Linked DNA regions of Homo sapiens: regions 2 and 3 are each linked to region 1. The links are chromatin contacts, found by Hi-C or POLR2A ChIA-PET in ENCODE. All regions are on one chromosome and are shown on one strand. The core of a region is the stretch at or near the end of the contact, and the rest is flanking DNA. Distances in the headings are between cores, read along the strand shown. Region 1 holds the start of PUM1 (pumilio RNA binding family member 1). Region 2 holds the start of PTP4A2 (protein tyrosine phosphatase 4A2). Region 3 holds the start of KHDRBS1 (KH RNA binding domain containing, signal transduction associated 1).

The links. Hi-C counts contacts between places; a loop is a spot of excess contacts on that map. ChIA-PET counts read pairs that join two places held with the same protein, here RNA polymerase II (POLR2A). Pooled maps may share reads with other maps.
Region 2: a loop to region 1 is called in a map of CD4-positive, alpha-beta memory T cell, with 14 times the contacts of the local background. The contact joins the promoter of PTP4A2 here to the promoter of PUM1 in region 1. A Hi-C loop is called at or near these places in 3 of 168 maps with a recorded cell type or tissue (CD4-positive, alpha-beta memory T cell and naive thymus-derived CD4-positive, alpha-beta T cell), 1 of 37 single-sample maps with no recorded cell type and 10 of 50 pooled maps.
Region 3: a loop to region 1 is called in a map of CD4-positive, alpha-beta T cell, with 5 times the contacts of the local background. The contact joins the promoter of KHDRBS1 here to the promoter of PUM1 in region 1. A Hi-C loop is called at or near these places in 1 of 168 maps with a recorded cell type or tissue (CD4-positive, alpha-beta T cell) and 10 of 50 pooled maps. POLR2A ChIA-PET finds 5 or more read pairs at or near these places in 1 of 52 experiments (activated T-cell).

What each region holds. Positions count from the first base shown.
Region 1 is chr1:31,063,413-31,067,471 of GRCh38, forward strand. PUM1 (pumilio RNA binding family member 1) reads right to left here and starts at 2,305. Exons shown (of 22, transcript NM_001020658.2): 1 at 2,204-2,305. RefSeq lists enhancers at 1,962-2,281, 2,149-3,063 and a silencer at 2,392-2,611.
Region 2 is chr1:31,936,861-31,940,339 of GRCh38, forward strand. PTP4A2 (protein tyrosine phosphatase 4A2) reads right to left here and starts at 1,508. Exons shown (of 6, transcript NM_080391.4): 1 at 1,127-1,508. RefSeq lists enhancers at 665-714, 1,825-2,094 and silencers at 895-1,234, 1,011-1,182, 1,385-1,764.
Region 3 is chr1:32,012,570-32,016,511 of GRCh38, forward strand. It overlaps KHDRBS1 (KH RNA binding domain containing, signal transduction associated 1), which reads left to right and starts at 1,299. Exons shown (of 9, transcript NM_006559.3): 1 at 1,299-1,808. The coding sequence starts at 1,427. RefSeq lists silencers at 1,508-1,717, 2,198-2,307 and an enhancer at 1,534-2,104.

The DNA of each region.
Region 1 (4,059 bases), core at 1,055-3,554:
TCCTAAAACAGCAAATGCAATCTTTTCTGAAATAAAAGCCTTCTCAAAATAGTTATCTAGGAGGCTGAGAGAAGGATAATGAGAGATTACCTAAGGAGGACAATGTACGTTATTCCAGTGATGGACACACAAAAAGCCCTGGCTTCACCACTACGCAATACACGCATGTACAAATTACACTTGTACCTCACAAATTATACAAATAAAAATTTTTAAAAGAAAAAAGTTATCTAACAAAGAATATCCACATAAAAGAGGAGTTTATCACTGACGCACACTAAACACACCTTCATTCTAAAAGGAATGGGGGAAAGAAAAGACTCCTATAAAAATGTTCAAACGAAACAATTGGCTTTTGTAAAGCTATCTGTATGCCCTAAGACTTCCTGCTTTACCTAAAGAGGCAAGGCAGTTTCTCAAACCAGAGAAAACCTGGCAGAACAGTTTCAAAGTGAGCAAATACCTAAGCAATTAACATGTTATCTTGGGTAGTTTTGTGGTATTTTGGCAAATACGGCACAAAAATTAAAAACTCAGTATCCTAAATATCAGAAAAGCTCACTAATACGTGTAGCATTTAAAATGTGATTTTTTTACAAATGACACCTTATAAGTACTTTAAGCAACTAGAAGTGCTCAGTCCAGCTACTCTTTCACAGCTTTCAAATGTTTACAAAGTTTTTTAAAATATCACTAATTGAGTTGAATTCAAAGGAACACGGTTTACTTTATTTCCATGGCTCACCTTTTACTAAAATGCTTAGTGGTTTAAAAGGTGTTTATTTTTACCACACTTAACAAACATTCTGTGGTCATAAATTTATCTTAAAACAGTTCATTTTAAACCTAAACTAAACAAATTCCAACTTCAAAAAGCTGTGGCCTTGAACAAAATGAATTCAATTGTCGCTAAAGCAAAACACTAACTCAAAGTTCAGAATCCGGAGAGCGTTTCCCAAGAGCCCAGATAAAGAATCAACAGCCCCCCAGTGTTTTATAAAGTTAAAATTAGCAAAGGGTCAAAATGTTTATTTTGCTTACGAAAACTGCATCGGAAGCCACATTTCTTGGGGTTGGGCCTGTCTTAGTAAGTTTTTAGGTGCTTTCAAGAAACAAAATGCTAAGCCTATTGTTTCAGAAGTTAACTGACTTTAAAACAGAACCCAGGAAAAGCTTCATAAAATCTTATTCTTAATTAATCCCAGTAATAACAGGAATTGAGCAAAATGGTATCGAGGGCTGAGAACAGTGTTTTCTTAATTGAACAATAAAAGGTAACAATCTAAGTTACGGGAGAATAAAGCCTTCTCTGGTAATGCTGTGTGTGGGTTTCTGGCTTTGTTTTTTCAGCGGGGGGGGGGGGGGGGGCTATAGGAGGGAAAAGTTACAGGAGTGTATTCCTCACTTGACGTGGGAATGGTACTGACAAGTAAAACAAATGATCTATGTTTACCAAGCATGTTTGTGAGGACTAAAACTAGTATTGTGTATCTAGATTTTCCTACTAGCAAGGGGTGAACCCCTCTTTGAGTGAAGAGAGACACCAACACCGGGAGGCTCAAAAAGGAAGAACCCACCAAAAACACAAGCTCACACGGAAACAAAAGGCCACAGCAACCCAGGAGCCTAAAAAGCATTCTGAAACTTCCTGATCGCCACTTCTCCACATTTAAGGCTCGCAAAGTTCCCCCACGGTGAATCTCGCCTGTGGACAAGGGCCACGGCTGCTTCTAAAGCGATTTATTGTTCCTCCTCCTCCGGCGCTGCCACGGAAGCTCAAGAAGTCGAAGAAATCGGGGTGGCACAGAATTACACTTCATGGCCACACAGAAGACTCGGGGCTTCGCAAACCCATCAAAAAAAGCAACCCGAATGGCAACATCAATCTTCGGTGGTTCCCAACAGGGCCAGGCAAAAATGTAGAGGCACGTCTACGCCCTGGGCTCGGGCCTAAACCCCCAGCATTTTCCTAGCTTCGACCCCGCTCCCCACCCCCTCCCTCCTTTGATAACAATAGGGGCCTTGCTGCTGACTCCAAAACATGTACGAGGAACAGCGAGTGAGAAGCCTCAGCCAGGGCCCCGGCGGCTTTTCCAAAGCCCTTCTCACCCCCACAACCACTCTCAAACACCAATATGAAGGGACAATCTGCTCGTTAGGGGTCCGGAGCAGCGTTTGGGGCCGGTGGGGTGCGGATACTCACGGGCGGAGCGGTAGGATGAAGATGGATTTCAGCCCCCCGATCTTCTCTCTCTGGCGCTCTCGCTCCCCCTTACCTTTCACTCCGACAACATGGCGGCCCACTGGGGACTGGGTTGGCGCGGTGCATCCTGGGATAGGCTCCGGCCCCGGCCCCGGCGGTGGCAGCGGCATGTGCGGAGAAGGCTGGCGGCTCTGGAACAGGTTGCCTGGTTGCCATGCCAACCCAGGGCCTGTGTGAACTCGGGAAACTCGCAGGCAACACAAACGCTGCGCGCGAGTGCCCGCCCGCTAGGCGAGCGCGCGCCGCCAGGGCCGAAGGCGGGGTCCCGCCGGCCCGCACCTGGGAGAACACGGCCTGGAGCTGGGCACGCGGGGTTGCGCCGGTGACGCTCCACCGAGTCTCGGACGCGCTCCTCGCGCCCGCCGCGCCCTCGGAAGCTTGCCCCCGAGCACCACAGCTAGCAGGGTTCGCGGACGGCCACCCGCACTGCCCTGGCCCCAGAGGTGCAGGGTTCAAACCCCTTCTCTGCAGCTTTCTAGCTCTGCGGCCTTATTTAAATCGACCTGCCTCCATTTCCACATTTGTACAATGAAGAAGAAAATAACCCCCACTTAACAGAATGGCCTGGAGGATTAAGTGGAATAATGTATGTTAAGTGCTTTTAGTCTTACTGTCTCAAACTAAACTCAAAATAGATTGAAGGCCGGGCGCGGTGGCTCACGCCTGTAATCCCTGGACTTTGGGAGGCTGAGGCGGGCGGATCATGAGGTCAGGAGATCGAGACCATCCTGGCTAACATGGTGAAACCCTGTCTCTACTAAAAATACAAAAAAATTAGCCGGGCGTGGTGGCGGGCACCTGTAGTCCCAGCTACTCGGGAGGCTGAGGCAGGAGAATGGCCTGAACCTGGGAGGCGGAGCTTGCAGTGAGCAGAGATCGCGCCACTGCACTTGAGCCTGGGCGACACGGAGAGGCTCCGTCTCAAAAAAAAAAAAAAAATAGATTGAAAACAGACAAATCGCAATACTGTAAAAGACCAGAAGAAGATATGGGGAGAAGCTCTATAATTGGAGGAGGGAAAATGTTTATACTCATGAATCAAAGTCAAAAGATCATAAAAGAAAATATTGAAAGAAATATAAACATCTGTACGAGAAGAGATGCCATCAACAAAGTAGAACAAATGGATAAAAAATATTTGCAGTACACGGCCAGGCGCGATGGCTCATGCCTGTAATCCCAGCACTTTGGGAGGCCGAGGCGGGTGGATCATGAGGTCAAGAGATCAAGACCATCCTGGCCAACATGGTGAAACCCCGTCTCTACTAAAAATACAAAAAAATTAGCCGGGAGTGGTGGCGGGCGCCTGTGGTCCCAGCTACTGGGGAGGCTGAGGCAGGAGAATCACTTGAACCCAGGAGGCAGAGGTTGCAGTGAGCCAATATTGTGCCACTGCACTCCAGCCTGATGACAGAGCAAGACTCCGTCTCAAGAAAAAAAATATATATATATACACATATATGTATATATACATATATACATATATATACACATATATACATATATACACATATATACATATATACATATATACACATATATACATATATAAACATATATATACGTATATATACATATATATATATTTGCAATACACATGATAAGGAAATGGTTGATCATCATGATAAATGCAAAATTTCTCCCATCAGGGTCCTGGTGGGGTGGCTCACACCTGTAATCCCAGCACTTTGGGAGGCAGAGGTGGTAGAATTGGTTGAGGCCAGCAGTTTGAGACCAGGCTGGGCAACATAGTGAGGCCTCGTCTCTACAAAAAGTTAAAAATTATCTGGGCATGG
Region 2 (3,479 bases), core at 258-2,757, 870 kb after region 1:
GCAAGTACCATATTCCAACTCAGCAGTGTAATGTAGTTTGGCGACTCCGGACAGACAAACATTTGCTGAATGCCTACAGTGACACTAGAATTGCTAGTCACTGCTAATTTCTTGACAAATTCCAGGAAATAATAAACCAGACTACAGTTCAATTTACCTAACAATAAAATACTCTTCACCTGAAAAACTAGCAGTACTTTACAAAAGTTTATGCTCCTGAACACTCTACAGGCCAGAGTGTAGGATTTTGGGCAACAGACAAACTTCTTTTCGTTAGCTCTCAGGGGCCCCAGACTAGGATAGGATGGCATCATTGACAAATTTGAAAATTTACTTTGAAGTCATGAAACGTGGGAGAAAAAAATGTATAGAACAACAACAAAAAAACACATCACATCCTTTCTGGGGGAAAAAAATTAAAATCCCAGAGCCAGAAGATCATAGTGCCGCTGGAGGAGACTTATACCCCCTTTCCTCATACTTGAACCTGAAGACCCACGGACAAGATGCTCCCGGAAAGAACTCCCCAACCCAACACACCAGGGTTCACTATCGCCACACACAAAGACCAAGGGGAAGGGCCTCTAGGATGCCTGCTCACACACTGGACACACGCCGGCACACCCTACCACACTCCTGCCTCTGCCACGCACCTTCTCACCGACACACACCATGTTCTCCCCCCACACTCACCCGCTCTTTACCACACTCTCAACTCTCTCCTCCCCCATTTACTCACTCATTCTACCACCACCCCTCATGCCCACACGCTCCCCACACACCCATACCCTCCCCTGCCCTCACCCACATTCCCCCAACATCGACACTGCCTCCCGACGCGCTCCCACTCCCCCCACCTCCTCGCACGGACACTCAGCCCTGTCCCCCACTCACACGCCCTCCCTTCACCAACTCACTCTCCCCCACGCTCGCACAGCTCTCTCCCTTCCACACACACGAGCCCGCCCCTCGCTCACCCACCCTCGCTCCCCCGCCCCGGCCCGGCCCGGCCCTCCTTCCGGGGACGTGTCTCCGGCCTGCACTAATGGCTGCGGCGCCTCCCGCCCTCCCCTTCCCCGAGGCCCCCGGCGCCGGCGCGGGGGCCGCCCGGGAGGGGCGCACTCACGCTGGCGAGCTGGGGACTGGGCATTGAAGTCCGGCGGTGGCGGGAGCGAGGAGGCGCCTCTCTCCTCAGTCACCTCGGCGGCGGCGGCGGCGGCGGTAGCGGTGGCGGCGGCGGCGACGACTCCCCCCCAGCCTCGGCGCGCGACACCCGGCCCGGCCCGGCGGCGGCGGCGGCGGCGCGTCTCCACGAGTCCGTCTTGCTGCTGCTGCTGCGGCCGCCGCTGCGTCTCCTGCTGCCGCCGCTGCCTCCGCTGCCGCCGCTGCCCTGTGGCGTCACCTCGCGCCGTGCCCGGCCGCCGCTGCCGCTCCAGCCGCTCCCGGACAGACGACGGTTACAGCCCGGCCGATCGCGCCGCCACCACCACCGCTGCGCGCGCAGCCGGAACCAGCTCCCGCCGCCGCCCCTCAGGGGGCGCTGCGGGGCGCGGCGCGCAGGGCCACCGGCCCGCCCTCCGCGTTCGCTGACTGGCTGGCTGGCCGGCTCGCGGGCAGTTGGGCCCGCCCACCTGCCCCGCGGGGCGCTGACCCACTGCCCTGGGCGCCTCCCCCGCTCCTCCTCCTCGTGGTTCGTTCCGCTCCGCACTCCCGGCTACGGAAGGCGAGTCCATGTGATCGGGGAGGGAAGGCAGAACGTGGCCTGGGGAGTCGCTCGCCCACGCTGCGCCCCGCCCATCCGCACCTGGGCTGGGTCGAGGGCCTGCAGCCGAGGTGTGACCTGCAAGGTCGAAGGGTTCTTTCTCGCTACTTGGCCCTAAGGCCTCGGGTCAGATCCTGATGGGACGGGGTGGCCGCCACGTCCTGGGCTTGGGGATTTCCAACTCAGAAGTGGGAACCTGGCCAGCTCAGTTCTCGGCTGCCCTTCCTGAGGCCCCAAATGAATGGCGTGTGCATCTTCGTCGAAGATATTAATACGCCACCCCCAGCTCTGCCCACAAGACACACACCCACCCTAAGAACTGTCCCTGACAAGCCAAAATTCAGACTTTCAGGATGTAGGATCTTGGGCAAGTGATTCCAAGTATTATCAACTATTAAATGGAAATAATAATCAGCTACCTCATGGGCTCTTTCACGTATCGATAACAACGTATGAAAACGCTTGAGAAGGGCCAGGCGCGGTGGCTCATACCTGTAATCCCAGTACTTTGGGAGGCCGAGGAGGGCAGATCACAAGGTCAGGAGTTCGAGACCAGCCTGGCCAACATAGTGAAACCCTGTGTCTGCTAAAAATACAAAAATTAGCTGGGCATGGTGGCGCCCGCCCGGAAGGAGGGCCGTAATCCCAGCTACTCGGGAGGTTGAGGCAGGAGACTCACTTGAACCCGGGAGGCGGAGTTTGCAGTGAGCCGAGATCGTGCCACTGCACTCCAACCTGGGCGACAGAGTGAGACTCCGTCTCAAAAAAAAAAAAGAAAGAAAAAGAAAACGCTTGAGTTGAGAAAGTGAGAAAGAAGAGACCCTGAATTTCAAGCTTTCCGACTTAATGTCACCTTTAACGACGCAGATTATCGTAGAGATTCTCAGGTGGAAAGGTTTTTGCCTCTTGCATTTGGAAGCTAGCCAGAAATTCTTTGCCAGATCATGCGTCCTGAGTTTTGGTTTGGAAAATGTGGTCACTAGCGAGCTAGGAGGCTGGTTTGGGCCACGACCAGATGGCAAAGTGCGGCATTGGAGGCTGGCTTGGGAGGGAGATGTCTCCCCCTGGGAATTGCGGGTTGGGGAGGGTCTGTTCTTTCTGTCCACCCCTGGGAAGTCTTGCCTGCCCAGAACTGGCGCCTATATAGGAAGAAATGAAGATGCTCCCGTGGGTGCTTCTCCCCCACCTCGCCACCACATCCATGCTCATCCAGCCCTGCGGGGAGAAGCAGTGATCTGTCGTCATTAGACCTTCCCCACAAGGTAGACTTGGGGCATTGCTTCTGACCAGAAGGCTTCCATTAGCGCTTAGCAGTAAAAAGAAAGGTCTTATGACTCAGCCGCATCAAGCCACAGCACAGAGTCCAGGATGTTCACCACCAGGTGGCCCAGGAGGGGGTATTCTAGGGCAAGGCTGGCTAGCAGGGCTGTGTGGGAGTTGAGAGAGGCCTTGAGGAGCAGGAGGGGCTGCAGATCAGTAGCAAGGCCCTTAGGTGAGGAGCACAGACTGGGCTCACTTGCATTCTGTCTGCCTCCAGCAAGCAGTATTTTCTACTTCCTGGAAACATAGACTGATTTGAAAGAAAGAGCTACCACCTCTGCAAAACTTTTGCTGCGTCTGTGAGTTATTGATTCTTCCGATAAAGTTGCAAAACACCTTGTGCAATACTCTACCATAGTACTTAACATGGAATTGTAATTGCCTGTTTTCAGATTCT
Region 3 (3,942 bases), core at 49-2,548, 950 kb after region 1:
CCTCCCACCTAGGCCTCCCAAAGTGCTGGGATTACAGGCATAAGCCACCGCACCGGTCCCCAAAGACTTTTGAAAAGTGTGGGCTCATTAGGAGAACTAATCCAGAAGGAAAAGAGATGGGAGTGAGTGCTTTAAATGGAAGAAGAAAATAATCTGCGGAGGGAAGGGAAAGTTAGAGAGGGCACCAGGCTTTTGATGGCTTATGGGACAAGTAGGGACCTAAGGCTCCACTTGCATATAGCACACCAGGATGTGGAGAACGTCGTAGGCGACTGTCCACTATGTACCTTGCCTTTGAGAGTAGTGGCAAGGGTCTCTTTGAGCAAGTCTGGAGTGGTAGAAGAAGCCATCCTAATGATGCAACCAACGTGGATTAAGGATCTGGTCTCTACCTCACTTTTTGAAGGAAGAAACACTTAATTGGCAATAATGACGGCGAAACAAAACAAACACAATTCAGAAAAAGCAGTAAAATATGTAAAAAGAGCTAAAATGCTGCTTAAGATTTCCCGTACCAACAATGTCAACCGTTTTAGAACCGACTGGAATATATGTAATACTGGAAATATATATACTGGAAACAACTTCTTGTGTTCCCTGATGTCTGGGACCCTTTTCTTTGCTAGACTTCAGATCTCTGATCTGAACCATCCCTCTTAGTTCAAGTACTCCAATCGCCTTCAGTGTTTCCACCAAGCCGTCCTTCCTCAATTTCTCCCTCCAGGTTTCCCTTCCCCAACTTTCCCCCTGCATCAGACTCTCCCTCAGCCTTCCTTTCTCCCTGTGCAGTCTGTCTCACTCCTGTCTTCCTCCCCAGGCGGTCTCAATTCTCTCTCCCTCCCCTTTCCGTGACCCTCTCGGCAGTCTTTTACTTCCTTACTTCGGTGACCGCCCCCCACCCCACTCCCCACAGCCTCCCTCCACTGCTCAGCCGTTGGAGAGGGCGTGGCCCCGCGAGTAACAGGTCTCCCGCCCCACACTCCGCGGGCCCGCGCGCAGACAAAGACATTCCACAGCTCCCGCCCCCTCCACGCCAGAAAGGGGAGGAGACACGTGTTCCGCTAGCGCCGAGTCACGTGGAAAACGAAACGAACGGAGCCCACTGCCTCCCGCGCATGCGCATCAAGCTCTGGCCTGGCGGGAGCGGAGGGAAAGCCAGAGTCGGGAGGCGACTTCTCGGACGCCGCGGCGGTGCGCAGGCGCCGTGGCCGGACTGGGGACTTTGTTCTCCGCGGAGAAACCCAAGGGCGGTGCCGGTGGCTGGCTGCGCACGCGCGCCGCCTCATTTCCGGTGCTCTCTCTCGCTGGGTCGCTCGGGTCGGCTTCGGTCGCTACCGCTCCCGCTCTGCCACCCCCGCCAACCGCCGCTCGGGCCTCCGTCGCTGCCGCGTCGCTTTCTCGCTCCTTGGATCGCACATCCTCCCAGATGCAGCGCCGGGACGACCCCGCCGCGCGCATGAGCCGGTCTTCGGGCCGTAGCGGCTCCATGGACCCCTCCGGTGCCCACCCCTCGGTGCGTCAGACGCCGTCTCGGCAGCCGCCGCTGCCTCACCGGTCCCGGGGAGGCGGAGGGGGATCCCGCGGGGGCGCCCGGGCCTCGCCCGCCACGCAGCCGCCACCGCTGCTGCCGCCCTCGGCCACGGGTCCCGACGCGACAGTGGGCGGGCCAGCGCCGACCCCGCTGCTGCCCCCCTCGGCCACAGCCTCGGTCAAGATGGAGCCAGAGAACAAGTACCTGCCCGAACTCATGGCCGAGAAGGACTCGCTCGACCCGTCCTTCACTCACGCCATGCAGCTGCTGACGGCAGGTAAGGGGGCCTCCCGTGTCCCTCTGGGTCGCCCGGCCATCCCGGGCATGAGTGGCCCTGGCTTTGTTCCTCTCGCTTCCCGCCCCCTCGGGACCGAGGCAGTCGGGAGTTCCGGTCTCATCCTCATTTTTGGGAGCCTGGATTCCACATTCCCACCTCAGCCCGGAGTGCGTGGGAGAATTTCTAGGCTGCAGTGGAGGCCCGAAGGCGACTTTGCGATCCCCTAGCGCTAATGTCTTGATGGATAGTGCTGAGCTCCCCGCCCCTTTCCCGACTCTTCCCTCCTCCCTCCTCTTGCGGCTGCCGGGCGCGCAGATTCTTCCAGAAATGAACCTTCATTTCCCCCTTTCCCTGAAGGGAAACCCTTTTTGATCGCGGGTGGCGATGAGCGCCTCGACCGAGGTGTAGGAGGTGAAGACAGCCAGAGCGGGGAGGGACCGTGGGAGGAAGGGCCGAGGTGAGGTGGGGTGAGGCTGGAATGCCCTGTCCAGTGCCTTGCTGTCGCTGGGGCCGAGCCGGACTTAGCGGTAACCGCAGCTTAAGTTGCTGGGAGGAAGGAGCGATTTATGTGGATCGGAGCTTGAGGTTTCCGAATCAGATTTCCGACTAAGGCTGATAAAATAAGAATTGCTACTGAGCCATTTTACACCGTGTGTTCACTGTCGTTGAAGGAGTGAAGTAACCCTAGAGACAGTGAAATGGGACGATAGGGACTCCCGCGTAGTTCACATGACGTTTCCCAACGAGATGGACAGAAATTGAGAGAAGTTGCATGATGCTTGTACTGAAAGGCTTGGCCTTTTTGTTGCTGTTTTTTACATTTTTGATTCAGTAGTGAAATAGATTAGAAATGAGAGTCTTTGTTCTGTAGGTTAGCGCTCTTTTCCTCATCAGCACTGGCCAATCACCTAGTCGCTCTGATTTTTCCCTAAAGCTGTCTGACTTTCGCTTCTAGTTAAAATATTATTTTAATATTTTTTATGATACCTAAATTTTACTAAGCAAGTAAAAATTCACATCCTTCAACACTGAATGAGTAGTTGGACTCTTTGGCAAGGTTAATATAATGGACAGTTCATTATGAAAATATTATCTCCCTCCCTTTGTTCTCTGTCTCCCAACACTGTAAGGTAAGGGATCTTTACCAGTGTGGTGTTCATCTTTTATGCTTTCTTAAGATAACTGTCAAAAACTGTTGATCCTTAAAAGTTACTTTTAATTTTCAGTCTCCCCTCACTGCTTAACTAAGAGAGTGCTCTTTATTTTTAACTTGGGCTTTCTGGATGTATTTTTTTTAAACCCAACTGAAATTGGAGAAATGTGATTGAGGTTACTGTTGGTTTGGGATGTATGAATTCTTTCTAGCATGGATAAGTGTTAATATATGTTGAGCCTGGCTTTTAAGGTATTTCTGAATTATCTTGCAAGGGGATTGCAGTGAAGTCACAACCCATTGTGCGGAAGTGAGACTTTGAGAAGATAGAATAGTAGTATTTAAGCTCTGGTAAGATCACATGGAAGGGGCAGGCGCGGTGGCTCACGCCTGTAATCCCAGCACTTTGGGAGGCCGAGACGGGCTGATCGCGAGGTCAGGAGTTGGAGACCAGCCTGATCAACATGGTGAAACCCCGTCTCTACTAAAAATACAAAATTAGCTTCGCGTGGTGGCGCACGCCTGTGATCCCAGCTACTTTGGAAGCTGAGGCAGGAAAATCACTTGAACCTGGGAAGCGAAGGTTGCAGGGAGCCCAGATTGCGCCATTACACTCCAGCCTGGGCAACAAGAGCTAAACTCCATCTCAAAAAAGGAAAAAAAAAAAAAAAAGAAAAGAACACACGGAAGAAAAATATAGCTAACACTTAATGTTTGAGGTCTGAGCACTTTACATTAAATATTTAACCTATAAAATGAAATGAGAACTTACTTTTATTATCCTCACTTATACAGATGAGGAAACCAAGACACCCAGAGATTAATAATTTGCCTAAGGTAACAAAATTAGTAAGCATCGTAACCAGGATTTTTGGTCAGTCTACACACCTTCCCCGTTCCCTCACTATAGTGCCTGCTGCAAATTGTACTTTAAGCTATAGTTGGACAAAATATTAAAATCTATCTGGGATGATAGGTGAC